Regions from separate parts of the Mus musculus genome. Here regions 1 and 2 are each linked to region 3. A link is a loop called in an ENCODE intact Hi-C map of the cell type or tissue named here. Cell type or tissue: heart. All regions are shown on one strand.

Evidence for each region. Peaks named below come from ENCODE experiments on the same cell type or tissue, not always from the same donor. Only the 100,000 strongest peaks of a DNase experiment are listed, where the experiment ranks them.
Region 1: a loop joins it to region 3, with 3.0 times the contacts of the local background. A loop is called at or near these places in 9 of 42 quality-filtered maps.
Region 2: a loop joins it to region 3, with 2.5 times the contacts of the local background. A loop is called at or near these places in 9 of 42 quality-filtered maps.

What each region holds. Positions count from the first base shown.
Region 1 is chr1:71,554,719-71,559,718 of GRCm38, forward strand. Atic (5-aminoimidazole-4-carboxamide ribonucleotide formyltransferase/IMP cyclohydrolase) reads left to right here and starts at 2,438. Exons shown (of 16, transcript NM_026195.3): 1 at 2,438-2,556; 2 at 2,779-2,905; 3 at 4,508-4,584. The coding sequence starts at 2,538. In heart, a CTCF peak has its summit at 2,392; a DNase peak (open chromatin) is centred at 2,403; H3K4me3 peaks cover 2,051 bases; H3K27ac peaks cover 1,388 bases.
Region 2 is chr1:71,562,995-71,567,994 of GRCm38, forward strand. Atic (5-aminoimidazole-4-carboxamide ribonucleotide formyltransferase/IMP cyclohydrolase) reads left to right here. Exons shown (of 16, transcript NM_026195.3): 5 at 765-853; 6 at 1,412-1,563; 7 at 1,817-1,973; 8 at 4,820-4,945. Among named protein-coding and RNA genes, the nearest start is that of Atic, 8.3 kb to the left of the region's middle. In heart, no CTCF peak of the experiment used is centred here; no DNase peak of the experiment used is centred here.
Region 3 is chr1:71,100,987-71,105,986 of GRCm38, forward strand. Bard1 (BRCA1 associated RING domain 1) reads right to left here and starts at 1,986. Exons shown (of 11, transcript NM_007525.3): 1 at 1,682-1,986. The coding sequence starts at 1,821. In heart, no CTCF peak of the experiment used is centred here; DNase peaks (open chromatin) are centred at 1,545 and 2,075; H3K4me3 peaks cover 2,912 bases; H3K27ac peaks cover 2,610 bases.

The DNA of each region.
Region 1 (5,000 bases), 450 kb after region 3:
TGCTCCCGTGACTCAGGGCTCTCAAGCTTCCTTTGGACCGGGTATGAAATAAGAAGCTATGACAATGTCATCATTATAGGATAGGATAGAATAGACCTACTTTCATTGTCGGTATGTCTGGAATAGCAGCTAGTGATTGATCAGCTCGTCCTCGAGGCTGGATCTCTCACTTCTAAGATTCTAGCTTGCTTTCCATCGGCATCTTCAAGGACGTGGTCAGAAGCTTAGAAACATATCCGAGAGGTCAACTGTTCCAAGAGAATGAATGGGGGAGGTATACTTGTATGCTATTGTTTGCCAGTCAGTTCACAATTTGTTCTTTCAATAGATTACTCGATTGGTGTCTTACAGGCTGGTCAGGGCTACAGAACAATTACTGTACCAGTGTTATAAGAAAGGCAAGGAAGATTGCCCTAAGGAAGTGACTTTGTCCAGGGTGATCAAACAACTAAAAACAGAACTCATTTTTTCTTCCTGTTACTAACATGAAACAAGCACCAAGTCTGTATTCTAAAACTATGAGAGAATGGAATCAAGGCTAATCACTGTAAATAGCTTTAAATAAAAGAAAGGAATGTGTCTTGCCCTGTTACCAGAAGCCCTAGTTAATTCAGTTTAATACCTTGGTTTTTGTTTGTTTGTTTGTTTGTTTGTTTTTAACTGGTGTTTTCTTACTGCCCCAGGGTATGTGTCTGCACTTTCTTCCCAAGTTGAGCTCCTGGGCAGGTAAGGAGGTCATAGCTTTCCTTCTTTATGTCCGGGAGAAAGGGCTAAATATTTGCCTATGTATTATTTTTTCAATGTGGAAAATGTCTAGTGTCTAAGCGCTGTTTATTTCCTTTTATTGTTTATTGCTTTCTCTGCTTTCTAGTTCCTGTAGAAATCTAATGTGGTTGGCCAGGGAAGTCCCCTGGAAGTCCAGGAGCACCAGGCTCACACATGTAAACAAACCTTCACGCAGGCAAAACACCCATATACTTAAAATAAAATTTTAAAGATAAGATAAAGAGAAATATTTCTTGGAAACACCTTTGCCCACTGAGCCACTCACTTGTTCTTCCTGAATTTTGACTATTTCATACCCTCTTATAGTAGCTAACTAAAGGCTGATTACAATCTTATATGCGTGGAACTAATTATTCTAATATCTGTCACCTTTTGTTGTTTGTTTAACATTTTTGAGACAAGGTCTTGCTGTTTCTTTGGCAGGTATGGGACTTAAAGTGTGGACCAAACTAGCTCCAAACTTGCAATGATCTTTCTGAACCTTGTTCACCTCTGTACATTGAAAGTTGTGAACACATCCTGAAGACACTCTCATGATCCTAATATATCTTCCTTAGAAACATGAGAGGTGTTCAGAGCAAGGAGTTAACACGTTCTGAGGTCAGAAAAATGAGATAGATATTTGATCAATAGATATTTGGAGAAGGAAAAAGAGATTGGACTATTAGAGAGGAAAGACAAGAAGCAGACTAGCATCCAAATAATAGGAAAATGGACTTTGCACAGATTGGGAGACTAGACTGGAAATAAAAAGCTAAGCTTTCTATAGAATTGTACAATTTTAGGCTCCTTTATAGAATTTTTAAGTTCTTTTTTGGAATTGTATTAAAGAACATTACAAAAGAAAACATAATCAAAAAATTAATTCTAAACATTAATGTTAAAAATAGGGCTGTTAGCCGGGCAGTGGTGGCACATGCCTTTAATCCCAGCACTTGGGAGGCAGAGGCAGGCTGATTTCTGAGTTCGAAGCCAGCCTGGTTACAGAGTGAGTTCCAGGACAGCCAGGAATACATAGAGAAACCCTGTCTCGGAAAAAAAAAAAAAATAGGGCTGTGTATACAGCAAGATATGTTTATTTTGTGCCAAAGGTGTCACTTTTATTAAAAAGAAGCAGATGAGCTCAATTTTGCTATTCCTATTTTTAATAACTTAAGTCTTGAAACCTTTACTCCTGCCACCTGGGCTTGAAGGAAAAGAGCATTTTACACATGGTGATCTTGATGTAAATTCCAGGCCATTTTATAATGTGGTATGAAAAACTTCAAATGACGGTCATTTTACTTCTTTGGGGCTCTCAACTGTGGAGGCAATGACTTCATGCGTAGGTCTCCCAGACCTGTAAAAGGGAGACCATAGCAGAAGGCTTCTCTAATCCTTTCTGACATCGTCAGACAGGGTCTGTTTAGTCCTCTCGCTAGTTTCCCCCAATCAGTGCTCCAGCCGCCGCGGCCCCACCTCCCGGGACCTCAGCAGCAGCACCCCAGATGCGCGCGAACCGCGAGTCCCCACGCCCAGATCTGGGTTCGGAAAGAGGAAGCCCGCGGCTACAGATCCCAGGCTCCGGAGTTAGCAGCCGCCCCGCCCAGCGGCGCCTTCCACCCTAGGCTGCAGCTCACTGGAGGAGGGGCGGGACCTCGGGGTCACGTGGGGTCGACACGCCCTGCCCACTGCTTCCTGAACCGCGGGGTCCGGCCTGCCTGCCTACGCACGTGGCCTGTCCGTCCCTTGACTCCGCGACCCAACGCAGCATGGCTCCGTCTCAGCTTGGTGAGGCCCTCGCGATGCATCATAGGGGTCCTGCCTGCACCATCCCCGCCACCCACTCATGCCGCTGGCCGAGCTGGGGAGGCCCCGGGCCCGGCCTGCAGGCTGGGTGTCCCCAGTGCTGGGCCCTGGGCCTGCAGTTGCATGAGTCCCCTTCCCAGGAGTCCTCCCCGGGAGATCTCGGTGCCAGAAGCCGCGAGTAATGAGAACTGCCTTCTCTTTCAGCCCTGTTCAGTGTGTCTGACAAAACTGGCCTCGTGGAATTTGCCAGAAGTCTCGCGTCTCTTGGTTTGAGTCTGGTCGCTTCCGGAGGCACGGCAAAAGCGATCAGGGATGCTGGCCTGGCAGTCAGGTAAGGCAGTAGGTAGCGTTAAAGGGAGAAAAACGTTGTGACCATATTCACCAGAAAGCCATGCAAAAAACTGACAAAACACAGGGAGAAGTTAGGTTAGAACTAGGGAGCCTTGAGTTTTAGAGTCCTAGCACCCAGCCACTGTTTGCAAACAAATTAACTTCGGAGGGCCATGTGTTATGCAGAATAAACACGAATGTTCAGGTTCCATGGCCTGGCTTTGACTGGTTGCACAGTTAGACTGTAACATCTTTGAAGATCTGTATCTCCCTCTTCATAGCCTCACCCATCAGAAAGTACCAGTGGCTCGATCACACTCATCTCCTGACTAACAGTGGGAAGGGTTTGACAAGAGATGTCAGGAGATGACCCTGAAGGTCTGGAAGGTAGAAAAGGAAAAAGACCTTAGTTCCCTGGCTGTTTTCATTGCCATTATAACTCTTGGTTTGTGGAGAATCCCTATAGAGGTAAATTATTCACCTCTTCATAACTCTTGTTTGTGTAAGCAGTACATAACCCCTGTACATTTGACAGCTTCAGACAGCAAGAATGCCTTTACTTAGTAAATGTCTTCAGTGGATTCTCTTGTGACTTATGGGAGTCCGGAGCATCAGGGACAGCAGACAAGTAGGCTCCTGTGAGGTGCAGTTGAGTTACTGTGGAGCTGGTATGGGTAGGCCATTGTTGCTGTGGCATTTACGATGAAGTACGAGGAGTTCTTGCATTGTCTATCGCCTAGTTTAAATGTTTCTCAGATGGTCATTCATATTTCCACGCCACTGCCCAGTATTTGCTTGCCCCGTTACGCCTTCTCGTATTCTTTTGGTGGTATGGAAGACTGACCCCAATGTCCAGTCCACTCCTGAGCTGTATCCCTAGTTCATTTTTTATGCTTTGCTTCAGAAACTTTTAAAACTTAGAGCCAGGGTCTCTGTAGGTTGCCCAGGCTGGCCTTGAACTTGTGATCCTCCTGCCTCTTCCTCCTTGAGTGAGTTGGAGTATGGATATCTTTTAGAAATTAGAACTATGTCCTGTTAAAGAGTAAGTGTTTTTGTTTGTTTATGCGGGTCCTGGTGCATGGGAGACAAACTTTGTACACCTGAGCCATATTTCCAGTCCAAACATATTTTTAATGTTTTTGTTGTTGTTAAATTCACTATAAATGATTCTCAGTAGAATCTCTTTGCTTTGTTTGTTTGCTTTTGGTTTTTCAGGCAATGGTTTCCCTATGTTGTCCTGGAACTTTATCTGTAGACCAGGCTGGGCTTGAACTCACAGAGATCCACTTGCCCCTGCCTCCTGAGTGATGGGATTAAAGACGTGTGCCACCACTGCCCTTGAATTTCATAATTAAAGGTTGTTAAGAGTCTGGACATTGTAAAGCCAGTGCTTTAATACCTAATTGATTTTCTAAAACATATCATTTAGGAAATATAACATTTTGCAGTATATGAATAACATTTAGGAAATCCAACACAGTGAAAATTTTTAAAGCTTTGCTTAAGTTGGACTTGAAAAAAAAACCTCTTGTAGATTTGGTGGGAGATGCTTTGAGTCCTGGAAAGTGATAATTCAGTAACTGTTTTATTACTCTGTTTTCAGAGATGTGTCTGAGCTAACAGGGTTCCCTGAAATGTTAGGGGGACGCGTGAAAACCTTGCACCCTGCGGTCCATGCTGGTAAGTGGTTGAGGGTTGTAATCCCTCAGTTTATAACAGATTTTAGTTCATAGTTTCAAAAGATACAGGAAGAAATAAATCATAAGCCCCCAAAAAAAGATTTTAAAAGAGTCTACTTCTCCCATTGATCCCTTTATAATCTGACTCCTCACTACAGGATAAGTTCAGATTGTTTTCCTACATTGCTTTTGATCGTGACCTACTAACTAATTTAGCTAATCTAGATTGCGTTGTTTCTATGTACAGTCTGACTATACACTTCTGTAGTTCACACTTGGAATACAGTGTTACCCTGTAACTGTTTCTCAAAAAAAAAAAATGTGACTTCTGTTTAATTGCCTAGCATAGCAAACCCTCTAAGCAGTAATAGCCACAGAAGTGCATGTCTGCATCACAGGTTGCAATAAATCTTATTA
Region 2 (5,000 bases), 460 kb after region 3:
TTATGTATACAATCTCTTGGGGAAATAGTGGAAATGTGTATGTCCTAGGTAAACATCACAGTCTAAAATGAGATTTTTCTGTACTCTTATAATTTTTATTTATTCTTAAAATATTTTGTTCTGAGTTGGGGGTCTAACTAATGTAGCCCAAATTAACCTCAAACTCCAAATTCTCTGAGTGTTGGGTTACTACCGCTCTCAGCCAAAAAAAAAAAAAAAAATAATGATTTAATAGTTATAGTTAGCTAAGGCTAATCAGCCATCATGCTTGAAGGGTGGTCTGGGGAGTAATAGTAAGACTAGCCAAGCATCAGCCTTGTAGGAGGGTCTGGGAGGAGCATGTATGTATCCCATCTCCAGAGCGTGTGCTGATCCTATGCTCAAAGAGCCTTGACCTTTTTAATATAACTGCTAAGAATTTAAAAATGGTGGGGCTGGACAAGCGGCTCAGCAGTCAGGAGCACTCGCTGTTCTTGTAGAGGACCCGGGTTTAGGTTCCAGCAGCTCACAACCGTTTATTTATGACTTTGATGGATTCTCTTCTGGCTTCCATGGGCACTACGTGCAGGTCACACACACGTGCAGGCAAATCCTCGTACACATAAAAGCAGTCTGTAAGACAAGAATCTGAAATCAGCAGGCTTACAGTTTGTGGTCTAGATCTTCCCAGGTCTTGATCACATCTGTAGTGACTTCTCTCCCAGATAGCTGTAAGTGATGAAGCTGCAGTGTTGTAATGACAGCTAATTTTCTTCCATTGTCAGGGTTGTGGTCTGTAACCTGTACCCCTTCGTGAAGACTGTGGCTTCTCCAGATGTAACTGTTGAGGCAGCTGTTGAACAAATTGATATTGGTAAGGTAAACACTTCAAAACAGGCGGAATTACAGTCGTCTCTTGCTTTTGCTTTTGTTTTTATTACTGAGTGTTTCTGGTATTGTTTCATGTCTTGGAGACAGGGGTTTGCTGCATTGCCCAGACTGGCCTTGAAATCCACTTGTAGTAATCCTCCTGCCTTAGTCTCCAAGGTTCACAAATTTGATTGTGTGTTACCACTGCCAGCTTAGAAAATATTTTATGCCAGGCAGTGGTGGCACACGCCTTTAATCCCAGCACTTGGGAGGCAGAGGCAGGCCGATTTCTGAGTTTGGAGCCAGCCTGGTCTACAGAGTGAGTTCCAGGACAGCCAGGGCTACACAGAGAAACCCTGTCTTGAAAAACCAAAAGAAAAAAGAAAATATTTTATAAACTACCTTTGTGTACAAGGGGAATTCCGATGAGCTATTTTCTCCTTGTTTTTTTTTAAGGTAAAAATTAAGGTAGTAGTGCTATTCACAGTTACTTTATTTGAAAGAATGTTCTTCAACTGATAGGAAAATGCCAAAGAAAAATAACATATTTTGTCCTTCAAAGGTGGCGTGACATTACTGAGAGCTGCAGCCAAAAACCACGCTCGAGTGACAGTCGTCTGTGAACCAGAGGACTATGCGGGGGTAGCTGCAGAGATGCACGGCTCTGATAGTAAGGACACCTCCCTAGAGACCAGGCGCCACTTGGCCTTGAAGGTGGGTACACTTCTGTCACACTGTAAAGCAGTGTCCATGTAGTCTAAGTGTGTCAGTCTAAGCACCACTCAGTTCTGCTAAATATGTCTGTCAGCTTCCCACACTCTGCCTTCTGTCCTTTCATTGAACACAGAGAAATCAAATATTAGAAAAAGTGTTAATTGGGATGTGTTGGGGGGTGGCGGCTGAGGCTGTACCTAAAGGCGTTCTTGGGAGACATTCCTGGTATCTCACAAAATGCAACTTTTTGTAGGCATTCACTCATACCGCTCAATACGATGAAGCAATTTCAGATTACTTCAGGAAACAGTACAGTAAGGGAATTTCTCAGATGCCCTTGCGGTATGGGATGAACCCCCATCAGACTCCTGCCCAGTTGTATACGCTGAAGCCCAAACTTCCCATCACAGGTAAAGTATGAGAAGTACCTGTTGTGTAGACACCTGGCTTTCTCTGTTGTATCTGAAGTTGCTCTCATTCAGAATGTAAGAGTAAATTACTTAGGAGGCCTTAGAACCACCCAGAATGGAGGTGCATGGAAAGTGTCAGAGTGGTACAGCAGCTTCACTGTCTGGCAAACGCCAGGCCCTGGGTGGCAGGCAAAGCCCGAGTTAGAGATGACAAATCTTAAGGCTGCTTTGGAAGACTTCAGGGTGCAGCTGCTGAGGTTTCCAGAGGAGGAGCAGAACGAGCCTGTGGTGCGTCTATAATAATATAACGGGAAGCAGTGAAGAAAGCAGCCGAGGAAGCTGTTGTGTGTTTCAGTGGGTTGAGAGCCACCCTCTGTTTGACAGATGTTACAAGAAGTGATTTCCTTGTTGGGCCTAAAAGGCCAGTAGTTGTGGGCCAACGTAGAAGTGTGAAGTTAAATAACACTGAAGGGGCAGAGTTCTTGCTGTGTTAGCCTGGTGACTGGAGTTCAACCCCAGGCCAGAGTTGTCCATATTCATACCTATTCCCCACACACATGCACACAGGACAACCTTTTTTTTTTTTTTTAAAGACGTGACAGTGATGGGTATTGAGAATTAAAACTGTGTCTATGCTGTGTGATACTGTTCCTGGGGCAATTGGAACATATCCACTCACTCCAGAGAAGGGGCCAGGGACAGGCCAGGGTACAGATTCCACCAAAGTCAAACCTGGTGATCCAGTGTGGTTGATTGTGATTGTTTACAGGAATATTTGTGAGAGCGTATTTATAGGGGCAGAAATGACATAGCTCACAAAGCTGGGACAACCCTGGAGCACACTGCACAGCCTGCAGGCAGCTCCACAGGTTAAAGAGTGTCCTTTCCAGGTAGCTCAATTAGTCTGAGAATGTCTGAGCAGTCTGTACAGCTTCTATAGTGATCCAGTAAATCTAGTCGATTTCAGGGACTTCCTGGGCTTAACCGCAGGGTCAGCTGTTTCACATCCCTTTTAAAGTCCTGTGTCCAAAATAGAGTTGTACCTCCAGGGAATCGATACATGACATTCTGTAGCTATAATAGAGGTATTGTCGGTGTTTCGCCCTGTTTTGTTGCCCTGAGAGGAGTCTGGGAAGAGCTCTGGGTGTGGAGCCCCAGAACTGACATGGGGGCAGCACATGGTGAGAGCTAGGACAGCTTCATCCACTCCCAAGGCAGGCCGCCCTGCTCCATTGGGAAGCAGCTGTTCCCGTTGGCTTCTTTTCTTCCTGTCTCAGCCCAGAGGGCTGGGGAGAGCAGGGCAGGAAGTTTGAGGATTACAGTCTCCTCTTACCCCTCCCACCCAGGGATTTGCAGTTCACTGCTCTGCCGTAGGCACATTCTTATGAAAGGTAAAAGTGTCCCTTGTGCTCAGGCAGAGGAGTCCCGAGCATGTAAACAGCAGCTTCTTAGAAGAGCTTCATTCAGTGTGTCTCCCGACACTTATTTTTAACAACAGAAAAAGTGTTTTGCGTTTTTATGTGGTTTGAAGGTTTGGTAGCACACCTGTTTGTCTGGGACAAAGCTGAAGCAAAGAATAAAGATGGAATCATGTGTGTGTTTGATTCCTGTCTTTGTTTTGTCTTTTGCCTTCTTGCGACTGGAAGTGAGATGGTGCCTGTTTGTCTAATAGACGAGGCATTCGCTGTAGCTCTTTCTGTTGTGTCTGACCAGTTCCTGGCCCACTTGAGAATATGATGTGAGGGGAACCAGTATTCTGGGAGTCTTTAGACAACTGTTCCTCTGCTCACCTTCCCACTCACGATTGGACAAGCTACCCACAGAGGCAGGAGCTGGAGAAGAGAAGAGCGCAGAGCTGCTCTGCTCTGCTCTGCTCTGCTTGCTGGGTGCCTTGTAAGGTATCCCAGTTTAATGCTTCCCACCGACTTCTGTCCGTTCTTCTGAACCTGTACATCTAAGTTCCATGGGGTCTGCTGTGGTTTTCTTTCTGTTGGAGAACATGTTTTGGGCAGGATCTCTCTCATCCCCGAGTGTTGAGATGATAAGCACACACCATTCAGCTCTGCTGCACTTGCAGTCTGTCTGTCTGTCCTTTGGATAATGGTTTTCCTGTGTTGTCATGGAACTCTGCAGTCCAGACTGGCTTAGAACTTGGAGAGACTCGCCTGCCTCCTGACTGCTGGGATTAAATGGAAGCACCACCGTGGCCAGCCTGCAGCTTCTAAAGGATGAAAACACACTGTTTCTGTCCTTCCTCCTGTCCATGGCACCTGAGCTTGTTCCACAGCTGATAGGGTTGGTCGGCTTGTTGTTTTAAGTTGAGGTTTATGATTTATGACATCCGGTCACTGTCATTTTCATAACTATTTAAGCTATTCACATGGACACAGCTGATACCCGGTCTTGTCATTGTTGCTGAGTCTTACAGTTGTATTTCTACTCTGCAGGGATGGGGGTGAGGTAGGAGGAGGAATTTGAAGATGACCCAAGTGTTCTGATCCTTTTGAAGTGTTTGTAGATATCTGTTACATCTTGATTAGTTTTTCTTTCGGGAGAGGAGGGTATCGGAGAATGGTTCTTGAGGAACTCATTATGTAGCCCTGGCTATTCTAGAACTCGATCTGTAGACCAGACTGGCCTTGAACTCCTAGAGATCCACCTGCTTCTGCCTTCCCATTGCTGGGACTAAAGGTGCACACCACCTCCAGCCTTTGATTACTTTTGTGACTTTTGCCTAAAATCACATTGAAGTTGTATAGCTTATAGGTGTCCCTTTTTAAGGGACATACATATATGTAGCCTTTCTTAACCTGCGTGTTAATGTGTACGTGTGTTTTCGTGTGTAGTTCTCAATGGAGCCCCAGGATTCATAAACTTGTGTGACGCTTTGAACGCCTGGCAGCTGGTGACAGAGCTGAGAGGAGCAGTAGACATCCCAGCGGCTGCTTCTTTCAAGCACGTCAGCCCGGCAGGTGAGGAATGCCTTCCAGAGGGCTCTAGAATGCTCCACGAGTAAGGAGCTCTGAG
Region 3 (5,000 bases):
TAATAAACTGAAAAAAAGAAAAACAAGACCACAGGAACCTCATATTCTCTGGACAACTGGATGTGGCATAGTACAGCCTGAGCCTAATTACTATTATCTTCAGGCCCTTGACTCTTACGGTAAGCTAGCTCGCTTAGTTTAAAAGAGCTGGCAGTTGGTAAAAAGGGAAACTGGTTGTTTAATTTTAGGACAACCTACAGATTATTCATATTACTTTATCTAGTTAGTCTCTTCCAAATGGCTCAGCAAGCAGACTAAATCATTTTCTCATCACATCTTTTTGTGTCCATTTTGGATAGTCACCACAGGAAACAACTTACATGTATTTAATTTTTTCTTGGGATCCCTGAGGCAGGGTTACAGAAACATTGGGAAGGAAGCTTTGCTCACGAATGGGCTCTCCATACTCGGAACACTGTTTGGTATGTATTCATTACATGTTTATTATCAAATCTCAATATTAGCAAATTAATATGTGAATGAGCAAACCATTATTACTGAGGTACAGAGAAGACCAAAGATGTGGCTGGAACCTGAACTCATGTGGTCTGACACATTCTAAGTGGAAGAATATGTGTTTCCATCTGAGTTTAACTGTGGTTCAACTATTTAAAGCAGTGGTTGGGTCTCAACCTTCCCTGATGCTACAACCCCTTCAATATAGTTCCAAACGTTGTGGTGACCCTAAACCATACCATTCTTTTCTTTGCTACTTCATAACTGTAATTTTGCTACTAAGCTGGGTCTCCGTTCCTAAGACCTAAATGTGTGTCCCAGTGGTCGCGACCCACAGATTGAGATCCAACATGTGCGTCATCACTGGCCTGCTACTGCAACTAGAAGTTGAGTTTCCGATGTATGTCTACACCCAGGATGATCCGTATGCTTTAGGAAAACACAAGCAGAACTCAGAACGTGTTCATGTTAACAGAATCGCCACTCTCCTAAGAAATACAATGCCATTCTTTCAAATACTAAGAGTTTGTAAAAAAAAAAAAAAAAAAAAAAAAAAAAGAATAATTTAACGTAAGTGCAAAGTTTGTTGCCAGTTAACTTTAAAAAAAAAAAAAAAAGTTGCAGTTAACACTGTATTTGTAGTAAAGACTGAAGGCTTAACATTCGCTACTGCCAAAGAGAAAAAAGGGGAAAGAAGTATATTTCTTGGTAGTATTCGATAAACAGCCTCAGGTAAGAAAGTACCACTTAGGAGTGCATTTCAGACTGAATAAAATCCAAGAGAGGGCATGTTGGAGGATCAGTGGTACAGGGCCATAATCTAACTAAGTTAAAATTGCGATGCTCAACAAACTGCCATCGCCAAACTACCGGTCACCAGGTCCCTAGCCTCCCATTCCCCACGCCGAGCCTGCTACTAGAGAAAGGACCAAAAGGTCAGCCTCACAGGGGCTGTTGTGCCCCGCACGCAACCACGGGACCACGCTCCCAGAGGACCGAACTCCAGGACCCCAGCAGCACTAGCTCGGCTCAGCTCCGAGCGTCACCTTCGGGGAGTGACCAACGAGCTGCGCTTTGAGCCACGCCCCGAAGGCAGTTCTCCCGCGAAAATTCGAAAAGTGCCGTTTGAGTCATCTTCGTTGCAGGTGGCTGGGAAGCCACTCAGAAAACTCAGGAGTGGGACACGGAGGGACAGACGACACTAGGTCGCCAGGCCGGTCCTTACCAGCGGGAGCAGCGCAGCAGCTTCTCCAGGCGGGCAAGCGCCGCGCGGCTGTGGGCCCAAAGCCCGTCGGTAGCCGGCTCCATGGCGGGCACGGGAGCAGGCTGGTTCCCAGAGCAGACCCTCGGCGGCCGGCGTGGCATTCCCACAGAGGAGGGGAGGTCAGGTTTGCTCTAGCGCCGCACCCCGCTGGTCACCGCCGGATCCTGCTGCGTGCGGAGTCTCTGAATTGGTCGGACGCCTCCGGCTCGGAGGCTGAAACGCGGTAAAACTCAGAGATGGAAGGACCCGGCTTTAGGCCACGCCCTCAAGGCCTGAGGGCGGGGCTTTAGTAATGCGGTCCAAGTTCCGGAAATGGAGAGGCGAGGCTTGAGAGGCCACGCCCTCAGGAGGTGTAGGGCGGACCGCGGAAACCAAAGTGCCAAGGCGCGGGGTTGAGGAGGCGTGGGGAGAAGTCACCTAGGCCTGTGGCCCTAGGAGGCGGGGTATAGCGCGCTCAAACTTCCTGAGCGGGAAACTGAGCGGCGGGGCCTCAGGCCACGCCTTCAAAGAGGCGGGGCTCCCCATGGGTTTCATTCCCACCCCCTCTCAGTTTACTGAAACTGTGCTTACCTAGAAGTTGGATTCTAACCCTCCCATAGCCTCAGGAGCTTGCCGCTGAAGCCATCTACAAAGAGTGGCATTCAAGCTACTGTTGAACTTGGACAAGCTTTTCCCATGACAATAAAAGTACTACCCTTTATATAAGAAAGTTCTCTTTTTCTCCTTGCTGTAGGATATAAGAATCCGCTAAATACTAAGTTTCAATTTCACTTTTTAACTAGCTGTAAATATCCGACCAAGGGCATCTCTTAGAAGTTCTGGTGTGCTTTTAAAATATGATAAACTGCATAAAACGTTTTTGTTTGCTAGAGGGTCTACCCTCCCCGGGGATTTTTTTTTTTTTTTTTTTTTTGAAACGGCGTCTGTTTGCCAACCTAGCTTAAACTGTGAAGCTAAGGGTGACCTTGAACTTCTCAGTTTGCGATCCTCCACCTCTGCGCGATAGGGGATTACAGATATGCACCACCACGCCCAGCTTACATGGTGCTGAACTGAGTTTAGAGCCTCCTTTATGCTAGAAGTATTCTACCAGCCAAATCCATAGACCCTCCTGCGGATCTGAATATTAACACTGGGCAAGCACAGCCCGCCCTCTCCACAGCTTCCAACCTATGAACACATTCTTGCATATCCCCTTTTATTTCTCTGTCTCTGCTTAACCGCCCCAGCTGCCTCTGTTTACCTTAAAGTTGTTCCTTCTTACTGGAATCCACACATCTGCCTAGATTGCCTCCCATCCTTAGGCCTCACTAAAGATATACAAGACATTACCAAACACAAAATTAGTCTTGGCACTACCCTGATTAAACTCTAAAGGTGGAAAGGCCTGGAAGGTCCTTTAATCCCAGCACTAGAGGCATGGAAATGGGGGGAGGGGGGGGGAAGAGCAGGTGGATCTCTGAGTTCAAAGCCAGCCTAGTCAACAGAGTTCTGAGACAGTCAAGACAAACCCTATCTCAAATAAATAAACAAACAAACAAACAAATAAAACTCTAAAGCTATTTCTTTGATGAGATATGAGGCCTATGCCAACCTGGGAAAGCATGCCATTATTCTCCCGTGGAGCTTTTCTTCATCAAAAGCCTAGGTCCAGCTGCCTCTGGGCTTTTACACAAAGATTCACTTTGGAACCTGGAATTTTCCTCTTAGGCAGTACTCCTTCAGATCTCAGCTCAAACATCAATGCTTGAAAGGTTTTCCTGATCCTGAATGTAGAGTCTCTCAGGTACTTTTAACCTCACAGTTCATAGCATGCACATTTATATGAGCATTTATAGAACCAGGGTGGACATGTAATATAAAGCTCTAAATAGAGCTGAGAGTTTGAGTTCTTGGACTCTTATATATCGCAAGTGCTTCACTTAATTATCTGACTCAAGCCTCCTATGAATACTACAACTTGAGGCTAAATTCAGTGTGGGACTGAACCAATGTGTCTGCCCCTGAAAGAACCTAGTGGGGAAACCCCCACTCAATTTTTGTTCAGCGCGCACCCAAGAATCAAGAAAAGACGACCATCTTGATGTAAAAGCATGAGGTAGTTTAATGACGGAGCTCCGGGCCAACACATATCTCCCGCAGGAGACAGAGGTGTCGACCACATGGTGGAGTCATAATGGCAGAGCTCCGGTTCAAAACGTATCTCACTCAGGAGACAGTGGTTTCGACCCCGACACTTGGAAGCTAGGGGTTTTTATAGAAAAGGGATGGGGCTGGGGGAGGAATTGGCTCGGTTTCACATGATTGGTCCATTTAAACACCAACAGACTGTCAGAAGGGTGGGAGATAGGGAGGCACTAGGACAGTCAGGACATATGACGACGGGCCTACCCGGGCATGTCCTGGCCTATTCTGCTATGTTCTCAGCCCCAGGTTTCAAAGCTCACAAACAACTCTTTGGGCTATTTGACATAAATTACATGAATCACATGTCTCAAGTTTTATTTCCTTTCACCCCAAGTTCATGAATGGAAGCTCTAGCCCCTAATGAGACAGCATTTGGAGGCAGGGACTTATGAAAGCACTTAGGTTTATATGAGATTTTGAGGATGGAACTGATGAACCAGCCTGCCTCCATCTTAGGCTTGAAAGCCATCATCTTACAGTAAAAACAAACCAAGTTCATTCCTGATTATGATTAATATTCCATTTCTCAAGGATTGGGCTATGCCCAACCTGCAACCTTACTTACAAATGGTTCTGTACTGGCTGTTCCAGGAATCAGGAATCATGTTTTTGTTTCAAAAAGTTATAACCACCTTGGAACCCTACCTCTGTTTCACAAGGTTGTTATAACTGACTACCTGTTGTTATGTCTCCTTTATGATCACCTTGCAATCATGTCTTTGTTTCAGGAGGTCATTATGACTGATGTGGTAGGCTTATTTTCTGCCCCTGTAAACTCCACCTACTTTTCTTCCCAAATCTCCCATTTGAAAAGCCCCTACCCCTGAGCTATAAAACCCTTGTCTTCCTCCCCTGTAAGCTGACCTCTCAAGCCCTACCTTAGGGGGAGGGAGCCCATGGAGGGAGTACAAATGCTTGCTTAATTCCTTGCTTGCTTTAACTAGTTTGCCCATGGTGATTTGGGCTCGTAGTCTCTCTCCTCTTATCTCTAGGAACCACAGAAACCACCATAATCATCAGCCGAGGAAGAATTATCTCATGTTCTGTCTTGTAAGAGTGCAAAAAGTGAGCAGCCCCACGGTGAGAACCAACC